2 separate regions of the Homo sapiens genome follow, and region 2 is linked to region 1. Evidence: chromatin contacts called from ENCODE Hi-C data. All regions are on one chromosome and are shown on one strand. Each heading gives the region's core, a stretch centred on a gene start or an enhancer-like site at or near the end of the contact. The rest is flanking DNA. Distances are from core to core; before and after follow the strand shown.

Evidence for each region. A loop is a pair of places that touch in the nucleus more often than their neighbours do. Pooled maps may share reads with other maps.
Region 2: a pooled map shows a loop between it and region 1 (16-fold over the local background). The contact joins the promoter of HECTD2 here to the promoter of MARCHF5 in region 1. A Hi-C loop is called at or near these places in 14 of 50 pooled maps.

The regions. Positions count from the first base shown.
Region 1 is chr10:92,289,019-92,293,273 of GRCh38, forward strand. MARCHF5 (membrane associated ring-CH-type finger 5) reads left to right here and starts at 2,149. Exons shown (of 6, transcript NM_017824.5): 1 at 2,149-2,511. The coding sequence starts at 2,477. It overlaps CPEB3 (cytoplasmic polyadenylation element binding protein 3), which reads right to left and starts at 2,060. Exons shown (of 10, transcript NM_014912.5): 1 at 1,908-2,060. RefSeq lists enhancers at 1,354-1,563, 2,511-3,089 and a silencer at 2,124-2,373.
Region 2 is chr10:91,408,601-91,412,855 of GRCh38, forward strand. It overlaps HECTD2 (HECT domain E3 ubiquitin protein ligase 2), which reads left to right and starts at 1,744. Exons shown (of 21, transcript NM_182765.6): 1 at 1,744-1,976. The coding sequence starts at 1,839. The region is part of intron 3 of HECTD2-AS1 (HECTD2 antisense RNA 1); the gene reads right to left. RefSeq lists an enhancer at 1,151-1,360 and a silencer at 1,511-2,100.

The sequences.
Region 1 (4,255 bases), core at 899-3,398:
GCAGATCACCTGAGATCAGTTCAAGATCAGCCTGGTCAACATGGTGAGACCCTGCCTCTGCCAAAAATACAAAAGTTAGCCAGGCATGGTGGTGCGAGCCTGTAATCCCAGCTACTCCGGAGGCTGAGGCACGATAATCACCTGAACCCGGAGGAGGAGACTGCAGTGAGCCAAGATAGTGCCACTGCACTCCATCCTGAGCAACACAGCGAGACTCCGTCTCAAAAAAATAAAATAGACCAGGCGCGGTGGCTCGCCCCTGTAATCCCAGCACTTTGGGAGGCCGAGACGGGCTGATCGCCTGAGGTCAGAAGTTCGAGACCAGCCTGGTCAACATATAGTGAAACCCCATCTCTACTAAAAAACACAAAAATTAGCTGGGTGTGGTGGCACACACCTGTAGTCCCAGCTACTTGGGAAGCTGAGGCTAGAAGGATCACTTGAAGTCAGGAAGTGGAGCTTGCAGTGAGTCAAGACAGCGCCACTGCACTCCAGCCTGGGCAACAGAGCAAGACTCCATCTCTCAAAATCAATGAATTAATTAAATAAATGAATTAATTAAATAAAATATTAGACACTGGTCACATGCGGTGACTCACATCTGTAATCCCAACACTTTGGGAGACCAATGCGGGTGGCTCGCTTGAGCCCAGGAGTTGCAAGACCAGCCTGGGCAACATGGCGAGACCGCGTCTCTACCAAAAAAAAAAAAAAATATATATATATATATATATATATATGTATTATATATTATAAATGTATATATGTATTATATATTATAAATGTATTATATATTATATAATACATATATATTATATATAATACAAATATATATAAAATATTAGACACCCCGATTAAACTAAATACTCATTTTCTTTCCCTAGGAGGAGTGTGTGTGTATGTGTGTGGTGGGGGGGGGTGGGTGCTGTTTCTCAAAAACATATTTCAAAAATTGGAGGCCAAGTAAGCTTCTGGTCACATTTTTTGGGTTTGTTGTTTTTTCCCAGCAATGAACACTCTAGTTCAAATATACTTCGCAAATTTTGAACAGATAATGAAAAGTTGATTGTAAAATTCTACATATAAAAAGAGCTTTAAAAACACATTTTCATTTTTTAAAAAATCAAACACCTTGTAGCAGATATTAGACATAATCAAGGGAAAACTACCAGCGTCCTACCAATCACAGCCCTAGAGAAAACGCCACAGGTCGTCCAAAAAACGCATTCGTTTGAGCCGACAGCTCTTTCCTCCCGCCAAAGCTATCCCTCGAACGTCAGAAGCTGACCCAAGGAGTGACTGATGATTTCTCCTTTTTGATTCCCCACCCCCGCCACTCCCAATCCACCTGCTTGAAGGTGTCAACGCGACTAGAAACGGTTAACAGTGACCAGCAGCAGAGAGAGAAACAAACATCCCTGACAACCCACAGCTGAGTAAGCAAGAGCTGTTTATTCACCAACGTGTTCCATTTGGAGACTGTCGGCGAGCCCTGGAAAGCCCAGGCACATTTGAGAAGGTTCCTGGAGAGGGAGAGAATCATCTTTCCTTCCCCCAACTCCCCAGCCCCAAACACACAGAGAGACTCGGGTGGAAGCTGTCTGGTCCAGGCAGTCCCTATTTGCCCGCCCCCTCAAGAAGAACCTCACGCACCAAACCAACCGACCCCTCGCGGAGGTGGTGTAATTCCCCCAAAATGGGCTCTGCCGCAGGAGAGGCTGGCTCCAGCGCCGGGGGCTTCGGAAGGAGTTTCTGCCACCCCCACTGCCGCCACTGACCGCCCCGACGCCACGGCCGGGGCCGGGGACCCTGATAAGAAATGGCCCTTCAGCCCCCTCCCCTCACCTGGCTCGGTCCCACCTGAGGGCAAGAGCGGAGGCAAAAACAAACAGGCAGGGAGGGCTGACCTTGTTGCTACCGACAGTGGAGCGGCGCATCCTGCTGCTTCCTGGAAAGCGGCCCGAAAGACATTTTTTCCCCCTGGAGGAAGGAAACGGGAGGGCGCCGGCCAGACGGCGGCAGGCGCGGAGGCGTTGGTCCGGGCGGGCTGTGCAGCCTCTAGTGGAGACGGTCCGAAGACTACATCTCCCAGGCTGCTCTGGGCCGCCCTGCGTCGTAACCCTGGCGCGCACGGAGGCGGCGACTCTTACCTCACAAAGGTAGCTCCTCCGCCGGCAGCAACTCGGCGCCCGCGGTCCATGGACCGGAACCTCGGGCCGACGGACGGGAACCCGGGCCGCGATCGCCGCCTCCCCGCCTCAGGCTCCTCCTCCTCGCTCTCCGCCGCCTCCGCCGGACTCCCGCAGGCCCTGCACCGCCGCCGCCAGGCTAGCGGAGCTGCCCCGGGAAGCTGGGTGACGGGTTCGCGGCTGCCGCCGGACTGCGGCCTACTCCGCCGCCTCTCAGTGCTATTGTCCCTGGGCCTGGCCTTGAGCGGGTCCACTGGGGAAGGCCGTGTGCGCCGGCTCCGCGGAAGATGCCGGACCAAGCCCTACAGCAGATGCTGGACAGGTACGGGCAGCTGTGGGGGGGACCGGGAGCCGCCGACCCTCGCTCTGGCCCTGCCCGCGCCCGCCCTCGAGGCTCTTGGTGAGCAGAACCCGGCGTGCCGGGAGGAGTTCCACGGCCAGGGGGCCGTGAGAGGGGCAAAAAGTTTGGAGTCTAGACCTGGGGGAGGACAGAGCGAGCGGCCTGGGTCGTAGACTTTGGGTGAAACTTAGCTAAGGAGTGGCGTCTGGTTTCCTTGGAACCCCGTTTTGACCTGAGAGGGACTCCTGTTAATCCACAAAATTAGTTTTCCTTACCCTCTTCCCCTCCCCCTTCCCCCTCCCCAACTTGTGAAGTGTTTGTCAGCGATGTCACTGGCAAGAACCGGGTTATCTTTCAGGGGAATGACCCCCTTATAATTTTAAGTCTCTGTCTGAGAACCAATGATAAGCATTCTTTTGGAAAGCCTGATAGGCTGATTTCATTCTCCCACTTTCCCTGAACCCGCACCCCCCGTCCCCCCCGCCCCATCCCGTCCCCACCTCCGAACTGTAAGGTCAGAGTATCCGCAAGGGAGATTTAACGGTCAGACCAGAGTAGAGGTTATGGAAAACAGCCAAATGAGTCCAACGCTGAACATTTAGTGTACTTGACGATCGTTGAGTTCATTGAAGACGTTTCAGCTCGTACAGGAGTCCAGTTGCCCATTCTTGGGGGGCCCCAGTCGGTAAAACTCTTTGTGAAGTCGGGTGCACCGCCCTCTGCTGTTGAAATTCTGGTCCGTGGGTCCTACCATGAGTTTTTGGAGACTCTAGATCCACATTTCCCCCGAGCCAAGTCTTACTTCCTGGCATAGCAAGTTGTACAAGCTAATTCATGATGTTTGTGGTTGCTTACAATTCTCAATAGACACCACTTGCCACCCATTTCAGCAGGTGGTACCAACTCTTTGTACTCAGTAAAATTCCAACTGTAAGGTGTTAAATGAAGGCCCTCCCTTAATTGAGTTTATACCCAGTTAAATGCTTTTGGGCCTGCCACACCCAGAACACAAATGACCCAAGGGTACACATCCTTCCAGAGTGACAGACATTTTTTTGGAGCTTAGAATTTTGAGCCATCTCAGTTAATAGGAATTATGTCACTGATTTTTTTCAGTTGAGATAACTGGTGATTCATCCAGCCCTTGTTTCAGGTCAACATCCTGACAATTGTATTGACTGCTTTATATATATATGTGTGTGATATGTGTGTGGTTTATAAGCTCTTGGAAGCAGAAACTTACTATTGTTTATCTTGAATCCCAGAACAGAGCCTGGTACTCAGTAGGTAATCAGTAAGTATTTGTTGTATGAACTAATGCACAAACTTATTTGTCAGTTTCCCCAGTTGTCTAGGGGGTCTGATAATTTACCAGGTTTTCCTTTCATTGTAAATTGGCAAATTGTGGCAAATTAAAATATGCCCAGAGGAAACCACCTGCCACTGCCAGTTCTATTCTGTTGAGACCCTGTTCTGATGTGGGGTATTTTGTAGTTAATTTTTTTCCTTTGAGGGCCTCCTGCTTTTCATTTTTACATAGTGACTTTTTTTCTTCTTTTTTTGAGACAGGGTCTCTGTTGCCCAGACTGGAATGCAGTGGCAGTGGCAGTGGCATTGGCATGATCTCAACTCACTGCAACCCCCGCCTCCCAGGCTCAGGTGATCCTCCTACCTCAGCCTCCCTAGTAGCTGGGACCACAACACATACCACCATGCCCAGCTAATT
Region 2 (4,255 bases), core at 494-2,993, 880 kb before region 1:
CAGAAAATAATGTTATGTTCCTCTCTATGGGATGAGTATTTCAGTAGTTTTAAGGAAAGAAAATCCTGAAAAAGAATTTAGAAAAATATTAATAGAAAGGAGGAGGATGCTTCAAAGTAATGCCGACATACATCATTTTCCCTCCAAGGCTATTAGCACTGAAATACTTTTTGCTGACTATATGGCACTTATTCTATACCTTTTGTTAATTAACAAGTAAATAGGTGGCAACAGCAACTATATTAAAGTAGAAAGCCTTTCTATAAATGAAAGTCAGAATTCAAAATTTAGAAGGCAACATTGTTTGCTTCAGATCTACTTGTTACAAATTGTGGGTTTGAAAACATGCAACCTTATCTCATGATGCACCATAACTAGTATTTAGTTATACTAATAACTCCAAATTATGTAAACAATAGATACCCCGAAATCATATTTGGGTTTGTTTCAGAGATATTTTTGGTTCTTATATTTGGACTTAGGTACTCTTGATCTAAAAATTCACTCAACCTCCAATAAAATAATGAAGGCACAGATAAAAAATCTGATAGAGCTGAATATCGAAATTCCTTGCTTTTAACAGGCGATACAGCGCATTCTTACTCTCTTTTCTCCTAGATCAGCAGGTGTCCCCGCCGCTCCAGTAGACTGAGAAAAAGGAAAAGGAGGGGGCGACAAGAAAGGAAAGGAAATTGTCTAGGTGTCCTGGTGGTGGAGGTGGGGGGTATTTTAATTTCATAATTAAAAGCTCTCTTCTTCGGCTTTCAAGTTTTTACTCCTATTTGTAATGATTTGATTGAGGACTGTGCAGCAGAGTTTGGGTATGTACATCTCTAACATAAACGGAAAGGAACAAGGAAGGGACGGATAGGAGACAGCAAAGGGTTGCGGGGAGAGAGCAAAACGTAGGCGCGTGGGGACGGGAAGGGAGAGGCGGATTTGGCAGTCAAAGAGGGACGAGAGGAACAGGAATGGAAAGTGTGGACTGGCCGTCCAATCCTATGGGGGAAGGGGAAAGGGGGGGCCCACCACGTCGCACTCCTCCCCACCTCCAGGCTTTTCCTGTGTAGGCTGAAGCCATCCAGGCGTGTACAAAAGAGTCGGTTGCTGAGCCAGGAAGGCTGTCTCCCCGGGCTGCGCAAGCTCCGGGCCGCCTCTCCTGGGCTCAGGAGGGCGGGCAAGGATAAGAAGGCAGAAGCCCCAAGGCGGACAGCTTTGTGGGCGCCTGGAAGAAGGCGAAAGGCCACCAGCCCAGACCCCGAGGGCGCTTGCCCGCGGGACTCGGCGCCGCAGGCCAGGGCCGTCCGTGAAGGGTAGTCTGTGCCTACGTCCTGCCCTACTGGTACCACTCGGACACTCTATCCCCGTCCGACCCTTTGCAGGGCTCGACTTGTCTCCCCGACTGCCCGTCCTTAGTCCAGGTTCTCCTGCGCGGCCCGGGTGCGGGGTCTCCTCGTCATCTCGGGCGACACTCTGCAAACAATATGGCGGTCGGGCGTCGACCGTGGCGCCTTCTCTCCGGGCCCTCGGGGTTGACGAGGGGGACTACCGCCGGCGCTCCCGACCCGCGACGCGCGAGCCCCGGGCGGGCGGGGGAGGCGAGAGCAAGAAACCTGTGGGACCTGTGGGGAGCCGCGTCCGCGGGGCTGGCGCGCGCGGGGGCGGCCTCGGGCTCGCGCGCAAAGGCGCGGGCGCGGGCGGGGGCGGAGTGGCGGCGGCAGCGGCGGCTAGAAGCGGCAGCCCAGAGCCCTCTCGCGGCCGCGGCGGCAGCAGCAGCGCCAGCCCCAGCAACACTGAGGCCGCCGCCGCCGCCTGGCGCTCCCGCCGCCCGGCCCGACATGAGTGAGGCGGTTCGGGTACCCTCGCCCGCCACTCCGCTGGTGGTGGCGGCGCCCGCGCCTGAGGAGAGGAAAGGGAAGGAGTCAGAGCGCGAGAAGCTGCCGCCCATCGTATCGGCGGGCGCCGGCGCGACCGCGGTAGGTGGTGGGCCGGGGCCGTCTGGCGCCCCGGACGGCGGGAGTTGGGAGGGACGGCGGCCGGGCGAGGGCCGTCAGGAGGCCTGCGTTTACCCTGGGCACGCCCTGGCACTCCAGGGAGACGCACTCAGGCCGCCCTTCCTTGGGCAGAAATAAAAGAGTTGTGCCTCGTGGACAGCCCCGAACACTTCGCGAGGTACACCTACCACCCTCGGGAAATGTTGGGGGTGGTCGGTTCCGCTGGATGTTTGGGTTATTTTCTGGGGCTTGGGCCCCCACTTTCTCTAAGAGAATGACCTGCATCTTGAGTCGGCATGATCTGTTGGATGAGCATAGGTGTCAGCAGGCGGGAGTGGGTTTTCCACGGAGGTGCCTGCCTGCCTGCCTGCCTTGGAGGCGCGCAGATTTTTGTCCTTTTCTTCGCTTTTCTTTCCCTTCCCCCTTCAGATTAAACAGGCTCTGCGGCGAGTTTCCACTTAATTGTGACCTTTCCGTTGCTGTCAGTGTAGTGGGAGGTAGATGCATCAGTGATGGTTTTATTTTTCATATGGTACAGACATGTGACTCAGGTGGGGGGAGGCTTTTTGAACCTTTTATTTAAACCCAAGTTATCTAAGCTTGACAGGGATGATTTCCCAGCTGTATCTTCGTAAGGGTTATTTGGAGAGCGCTGTCAGGCTTCAAACTACATATTGCCAGATGATGTCATGGGACAGCCCCCTCCCCCTCTTTCCCTATTTTTACTGGTGGTTGTGACTGGTTAATTTGAAGCACAATTTAAAAAAAAACCTCGGATTTTGCAATTTTTTATTTTGACATAATATTTAAGTACTTTTTGAAAGTTTGCTTTGATATATTTAAAGATCATGACTTGTCATGCAGCTGTGTGTGACAAAATAGTAAAAGTTTAGTGAACATTATACATTTTCTTTATTCCTACTTGCGGTTCATTTCTTAAAACCTCCCTCTTAAATGACTAAGAACTTACTAAAATAGCTCACTCTTCGTTAAGTACTGTATTGGTGTTAGGAATAATTTTCGGATTCGGTAGGTTTTTCAAAAATGTCTGAGGGCCCTGATAACTGGAAATTGTTAAAACAAGCTCTTTAAATCAATGCAGCAAATTGCGAACAGTAATGATACACGTTTAAAAGCGTAGCTACAATTGATTGGTAGATTGGAGCTGGGGTTAGGGATTACCCTAGAAAATGCTTTGAAGGAATTTGTCACCCAGCTGCTTGGAGACCTGGTTCCTGCTGCTGGTACCCTAGGTTTTCAGATTTTATATAGGAAGTCTTTAACTCACAGAATTCCAGCAGTTCATTTCTAAGTTGGTTGTTTAAAACAGTAAATGTATGTACTTATAGAAACAGTTAAATGAGTGGGTTTAGGTCCTCAAGCAAACGCTCTCCCAAAAACCTATTCATCTCATAACTGAAAAATTGCCGTTTTGGAATTTGCAAGTGTGGATACAAGTCTACAGTCTGCTTTGGGATTTCAAGTTTTTCAGATTTTAGAAAGGTAATTCGGTACATATATCATATATTATTTAATACCCACAGTAAGGTCCTAGCCAGTTCTCTCTAATCAACCATCTTAATAACTGTAATGAAATTATGTGTTCATGCTAAAGGGAAAAAGTCAGTAGCGTCATGTCATTTCAGATTAGGTGCATGTTTTTGCCACCAAATGAGTTGCAAAGACACTTCAGTTTCAAGAATTTATAGGACTTTGAAATTGTAAATAGAGGATTATGGACTTGTACTACTAGACAAAGAGAAGAATATATTCAAGAAAAAAATTTAAATCTTGAATTAAACTTTGAAAAGGTATGAGTTGGAATAGAAGAGGATAAGGATAAATATACAAAACTTGAGGGTTTTTTTTTTTTCTTTTTGAGACGGAGTCTTGCTCTGTCGCCAGGCTGAAGTGCAGTAGCCTGATCTCGGCTCACTGCAATCTCTGCCTCTCGTGTTCAAGCCATTCTCCTGCCTCAGCCTTGCTTGTGCCTTATAAAGTCTTTCAGAGTCAGTACCATTGATTATTTATTTTTTAAAAAAAAAAACAATTTATGACAGGATCTGTGGCAGAATGTGTGTGTGTGTGTGTGTGTGTGTGTATTTGTCAAAGAGAGACTTCAAAGCTAGAATTCAGAGCTAATAGCAGTGAAAAGCTTAAGTGTAGAAAATCTATGCTTGGTCCTTAGTCCATCCAAAGGATAAGAAATCCAGGAGAACTGGGGTGGTGATTGACTTTTACAGCAGCTAGGAAGGCCTTGG